2 separate regions of the Homo sapiens genome follow, and region 1 is linked to region 2. A link is an interaction called in ENCODE POLR2A ChIA-PET data of the cell type or tissue named here. Cell type or tissue: Panc1. All regions are shown on one strand. Links, peaks and the distances in the headings refer to the core of each region. The heading gives the core; the rest is flanking DNA. Region 1 overlaps ZNF570 (zinc finger protein 570). Region 2 overlaps ZNF571-AS1 (ZNF571 antisense RNA 1).

What was found. ChIA-PET counts read pairs that join two places held together with the same protein. Peaks named below come from ENCODE experiments on the same cell type or tissue, not always from the same donor. Only the 100,000 strongest peaks of a DNase experiment are listed, where the experiment ranks them.
Region 1: POLR2A ChIA-PET joins it to region 2 with 17 read pairs; 4 of 35 experiments call an interaction of 5 or more read pairs at or near these places.

The regions. Positions count from the first base shown.
Region 1 is chr19:37,473,793-37,476,709 of GRCh38, forward strand. ZNF570 (zinc finger protein 570) reads left to right here. Exons shown (of 5, transcript NM_144694.5): 3 at 2,089-2,215; 4 at 2,547-2,642. Among named protein-coding and RNA genes, the nearest start is that of ZNF570, 5.9 kb to the left of the region's middle. In Panc1, for the core only: no CTCF peak of the experiment used is centred there; no DNase peak of the experiment used is centred there.
Region 2 is chr19:37,551,573-37,554,489 of GRCh38, forward strand. All of the region lies in intron 2 of ZNF571-AS1 (ZNF571 antisense RNA 1), which reads left to right. It also overlaps a transcript of ZNF540 not described here. Among named protein-coding and RNA genes, the nearest start is that of ZNF571-AS1, 4.1 kb to the left of the region's middle. In Panc1, for the core only: no CTCF peak of the experiment used is centred there; no DNase peak of the experiment used is centred there.

The DNA of each region.
Region 1 (2,917 bases), core at 221-2,720, 78 kb before region 2:
GAAGAGAGTAACAGTGAGTCAGGTGCTGAAGAATTTAAGGACTGACAGAGAACTGGTGTCTATCAGAAATTAGTAGATATATATCACAAGGAGGGATTGTGATTGACATATCCTAATTTCATGAGGTTTAAAACTAGATGTCTTTTAGGGAGGAGGAAATGGTTTGGAAATAAGAGCAAAGAGGTGACCTGCCTCACCTTCAGGTGCTGTGGTACAAGGAATGTGGGGAATAAAACATTCATCAGTGATAGGGCATCAGGGGAAGTCGTTCTCTCAGCTGGAAGCCATGTTTCTTTAAGGGCAGAAAGAAAACAGGAAAAAGTGGGAACTGTAGTTTTGCTTCAGACTGGTTTAATGATAATTGTGAATGGATTTTGAAACCAAGTATTTGTTAGGGGTCAAATATTTTAAGATCAGAATTTAAGCTCCTATGTTGACATAGAAATTATTTTTGTTGACTATCAAGAATCAGTGGAAAATATGTATGTCATATATAAATATTTATACATTTATTATATGTATTTATATAAGCTAAGGAAAACATTTTAGGAAGCATTGTTAGCAGGAGCAGAGAGGGAGAGATTTACCTACTTCCTATAATTAAGTAAGAAAAAAGGTGACTGAGCATTGAACTTGAAGAATTTTGCTTCTGTAGAGATAGTTTCTTTTGTTTTGTTTTGTTTTTGAGACAAAGTCTTGCTGTGTTGCCCAGGCTGGAGTGCAGTGGCCCAATCTCAGCTCACCGCAACCTCTGCCTCCCGGATTCAAGCGATTCTCCTGCCTCAGCCTCCTGAGTACCGGGGATTATAGGTGCGCACCACTATGCCCAGCTAATTTTTGTATTTTTAGTAGAGACAGCGTTTTACCATGTTGGCCAGGCTGTTCTGGAACTCCTGACCTCAAGTGATCCACCTGCCTCGGCCTCCCAAGTGCTGGGATTACAGGTGTGAGCCATCTCACCCAGCCTAGAGACAGTTTCTTTAACTGTAACAAAATTGTGTCAAATGCAAAAGGTTGCATTGACAGGTTCACATCTTTTAATTTTGTAAAAAATTAAATTAATACATACACATATAATGTATGTTTGTTTCATCAGCAAGTGGTCACATTATAGAAACCTGGAATCCAGTGGCATCACAGCAGCATTAAGTTTTTTTTGTTTTGTTTTGTTTTTGTTTTTTTTTTTTTTGAGATGGAGTCTCGCCCTGCCGCCCAGGCTGGAATGCAGTGGCACAATCTTGGCTCACTGCAACCTCCGCCTCCTGGGTTCAAGCGATTCTCCTGCCTCAGCCTCTGGAGTAGCTGGGACTACAGGCATGTGCCACCACACCTGGCTAATTTTTGTATTTTTAGTAGAGACAGTGTTTCACCATGTTGGCCAGGCTGGTCTCAAACTCCTAAACTCAGGTGATCCACCTGCCTTGGCCTCCCAAAGTGCTGGGATTACAGGCGTGAGCCCAGCTCAGTGTCAAGTTTTTAAGAACTTTCTCTAACCCCTGTAGGCAGAAGCAATATTATGAGTAGAACACCCATTTCTTTACACAAAATTTTGGGAACTCTGGATTAAAGTATTTGAATTTTAATGGAATTGATGCTCTGCTCTGCTTGGTCTAGCACAGTTTTCAGAGATACAGTGAATACTTTCTGGTATTGTTTTTGATCCCTTTCTAGCTTCTTGAAATTTTCTTCAAACCACTCATTGATTAATTCAACTGAGTCAGAATTTGAATACTTCACATGTGCCAGGTTCTATTCTGTACCTGGGGATAAAGCAGTGACCAAAGCCAAAACATACTCTGCCCTCATGGAGCTTAAATTTTAGTTGAGGAGGGTGAAGAACAGGCAATGAATAAAATAATTAAGTGCAGTGGAGAAAAATAAAGGAGGGTTAGGAAATAGGGAATTGGGGTGGAAGCAGTGCTATTTTATACTGGAATAATCTGAGATATACAAAGGCCCTGAGTACAAATATGATAACATGGTTACATATTTGAGGATGTAATATCAGAGAGAGCCCAGTGTGCCTAGGGCAGAGGAAATGAGGTGAATATGGTAAGAGATAAGGTTCTTCCATTTATTTCATTTCAGGAGTTGGTGACCTTCAGAGATGTGGCTGTAGACTTCTCCCAAGAGGAATGGGATTGTCTGGATTCTTCTCAAAGACATCTGTACAGTAATGTGATGCTAGAGAACTACAGGATCTTGGTATCACTGGGTAAGGATATCTTCTTGCAAAACTGAGCTTCTGCTCAAAAGGGGCTCTTTGCTACCACTATTGTGAATTTTTGGATAATATCTGCAAAATTTGGCTGAATGTCTGCTGCCTATGCCAAACAAATGGCTTAGTGTTTGTGGATTTGGCAGTGAACATATTCTTGGCCTGTGCCTGAAGCTTCATCTTCCTTATCCTTCTAATACATGTCCTTTACACATTTCTCTTTTTGCTTACTGTAAACTCCCTTTTCCCTGATGAGCTAAGGATTGAATGTGAGTTCTGGAATATCCACAGCATGACAAAACTCTACTTTTTTTTTTCGTATTTGCAGGACTTTGCTTTTCCAAACCAAGTGTGATATTATTGTTGGAACAAGGAAAAGCACCCTGGATGGTGAAGAGAGAGCTGACAAAAGGCTTGTGCTCAGGTTAGTGAAGAGGAAATTGGCAAAAATCTTTGCACGTGACAGCTCAGCTTGACTCAAAGGTATCACCTCTTCACTCTTCAGGCTTCCAAATTCTTCTCAAATGTTCTAGGTTTTCATAAAAATTTGGGGCCATTTAGGATGTTCTCCCACATTTGTTATTTTTAATTATTTCCCTTCTCTTACTTTCCTATCTCCTTTCTAACAAGTCCCATCCCCTCTCAGTTTCATAAGCCTCTCAGTCTTTAAAAAATCTTGTAGTAGTCTTATAAACTTTT
Region 2 (2,917 bases), core at 108-2,607:
GTGATCCCTATCGGATCTCCCCGACGCGTCAGGCCTGCCTAGACGGTGCTGGGAGCGCGTCTCCTTGAACGTTGTCCCGCCTGGGATTGCGAGGTAGGTACCGCCTGCCTGTGTGTACCGGGGCTGCTGTCTCCGGGGAGGGGCTTCTGGCGGACAGGAGAACCAAGCAGCCTCAGGAGCTGCCTGGGTGTGTGTGTTTCTGTGCGAGTGTTGCATATCTCTGTGTGTGTTTCTGTGCAAGTGTTGCATGTCTGTGTGTGTGGGGGGGGTGGTGTCTGGTGAAAAGAATGTGTCTCGTGCGGTGGAGCGCCGTTTCTCTGTAGTCCGCGGGCTCTCTTATGCGCCCTCTTGTGGTCCCAAGTGTGCTTTTCTTGTTTTTCGCTTTCTTGGGGGTCATTGATTTCAGCTCTAAGCTTAATTCCTTTTCTGAGTCTCACCTGTTTCTTTAAGTGGGAACTTAAACCATTGATATGTATTTAAAAGCATACATTTCCCTCAAAGTGCTGCTTTAGTTGCATTCCACAAAATTTTATATGCTGTTATTTTTGACTCCAAATAGGTAATTTTTTACTTGTCCCATAGTTTACTTAAATGTGTGTTGCTTAATTTGCAAACATTTTTTAATTTTGACATTAATTTCTGGCTTAATTCTACTGTGGTTAGAAAACAGATTTTCTGATTTCAATCCTTTTCAATATATTGACAATTTATGGCTCAGAATATAAACAAGCTTGCTAAAGTTCTTTGTATAAGTGAAAACACTGCTGCTGCTCTTAGGTGGACTAGTCTATAAGTATCAATTACAACAAGTTGGCTATTAGCACCGTTCAGGTATCTTATATCTTTATAGATTTTCTATATACTTTTAAAAGTTAATGAGAGAACAGTATTAAAATCTCAAAATATGATTCTGAGTTCATTTATTTTTATTTCTAGCAGTTTTTAATGTATTGTTTAGTTCTGGTACTAGGCACAAGTACTTGTATGATTGCTTTGTCTTCTTGGTCAATACACTTCTATAGTATTATAAAATATGCCTTTTTAGAATAAATCCCTGGTAATATTCTTTGTTTCAAAGACAATTTGTTGTGAGGGCCGGGTGCAGTGGGTCATGCCTGTAATCCTAGCACTCTGGAAGGCTGAGGTGGTGGGATCACTTGGAGTCAGGAGTTTGAGACCAGCTTGGCCAACATGGTGAAACCCCATCTCTACCAAAAATACAAAATTAGCCGAGTGTGGTGGCGTGCGCCTGTAGTCCCAGCTACTCGGGAGGGTGAGGCAGGACAATGACTTGAACTCGGGAGGTAGAGGTTGCAGTGAGCCAAGATGGCACCACTGCACTCCAGCCTGGGTGACGGGGTGAGACTCTGTCTCGAACAAAAAAAGACAATTTGTTTTATGTTCACATAGCCATTTTGGTATAGTGTTTGCATGGTGTTTTTTTTTTTTTTTTAACTTTTAACCTATTTGAGTTGGTATATACTTTTGACTTTTTAATCCGAGTCTTCATATTTTAATCTTTTTTTATATAACCTAACATCTTTTTTTTTTTTTTTTTTTTTTTTTTTTTTTTTTTTTTGGAGACAGTCTCGCCTTTGTCACCTAGGCTGGAGTGGAGTGGCATGATCTCGGCTCACTGCAACCTCCACCTCCTGGGTTCAAGCGATTCTCCTGCCTCAGCCTCCTGAGTAGCTGGGTTACAGGTGCCCACCACCACGCCTGCCTAATTTTTGTATTTTTAGTAGAGATGGGGTTTCACCATGTTGGCCAGGCTGGTCTCAAACTCCTGACTTCAGGTGATCCGCCCACCTTGGCCTCCCAAAGTGCTGGCATTACAGGCATCAGCCACCACGCCTGGCTTTCTTCTGTGTTTTTTTACTGAAGTATTTAGGCCATTAACATTGTTTGTAATTATTGATATATTTGGGTTTGTAACAATCATCTTGCTCTTTATTCTGTTTCTCTTATCTATCCTTAATTCTTTTTCTAATTTTCTGCCTATTTTTGTATTTTTTAAATTATATTCTATTTTACTTCTACTACTGGCTAAATATTACGGCACTTTTTAGAATTTTGAGTGCTTTTTTTCCTAGAGGCTTTCAACATTCATTTTTAGCTTTCAATGTCTAGTTTTACATATTATACCCTATCGTATATTTGCTGGGATCTCACACAAATAATACTTCCATTCCACCTTCTCACCTTTGAGCCATTTTCATATTTTAATTGCCACAAATATTACCATCCCTATACTACATTATTGATTTTGCATTAAAAACTCAATTACTTTTTCAAGAGAATATGAGGAAAACAATATTTACTCATATTTAACTTTTCTGTTAATTTCCATTCGTATGTATGAATCCATGTTTCCATCTGCATTTGTTGGTGATGAATTCTCTTACCATTCATTTCTTTTTTCATTTGAAACTATTATTTTAGGGTCAGGGAGTACACATGCAGGTTTGTTACATTGGCAAACTGCATATCCCTGGGGTTTGGTGTACAAATGATTTTGCCACCCACATAGTGAGCATAGTAGCTGACAGTTTTTTGACCTTCACATTCCTTCCACCCTCCACTCTCAAGCAGGCCCTGGTGTTTATTGTTCCCATCTTTGTGTCCATGTGTACTCAATGTTTAGCTTCTACTTATAAGTGAGAACATAACAGTATTTGGGTTTCTGATCCTGCATGCCTTCACTTAACGGCCTCCAGCTGTGCCCATGTTGCTGCAAAGAACACAATTTCTTTTTTCCCTGAGGCTTTAGCTTTCATTTGTTTATAAAAGTTTTCACTTTTTTCATATTATTACCAAGTGCAGAAATACCAGATAGAGTTTCCTCCCTATTCCTTTCTCTGCTAGCTTGCATAGATTCTCACAAGGAGTTTATGAATCTTGTTACTTTTGTCCCCAT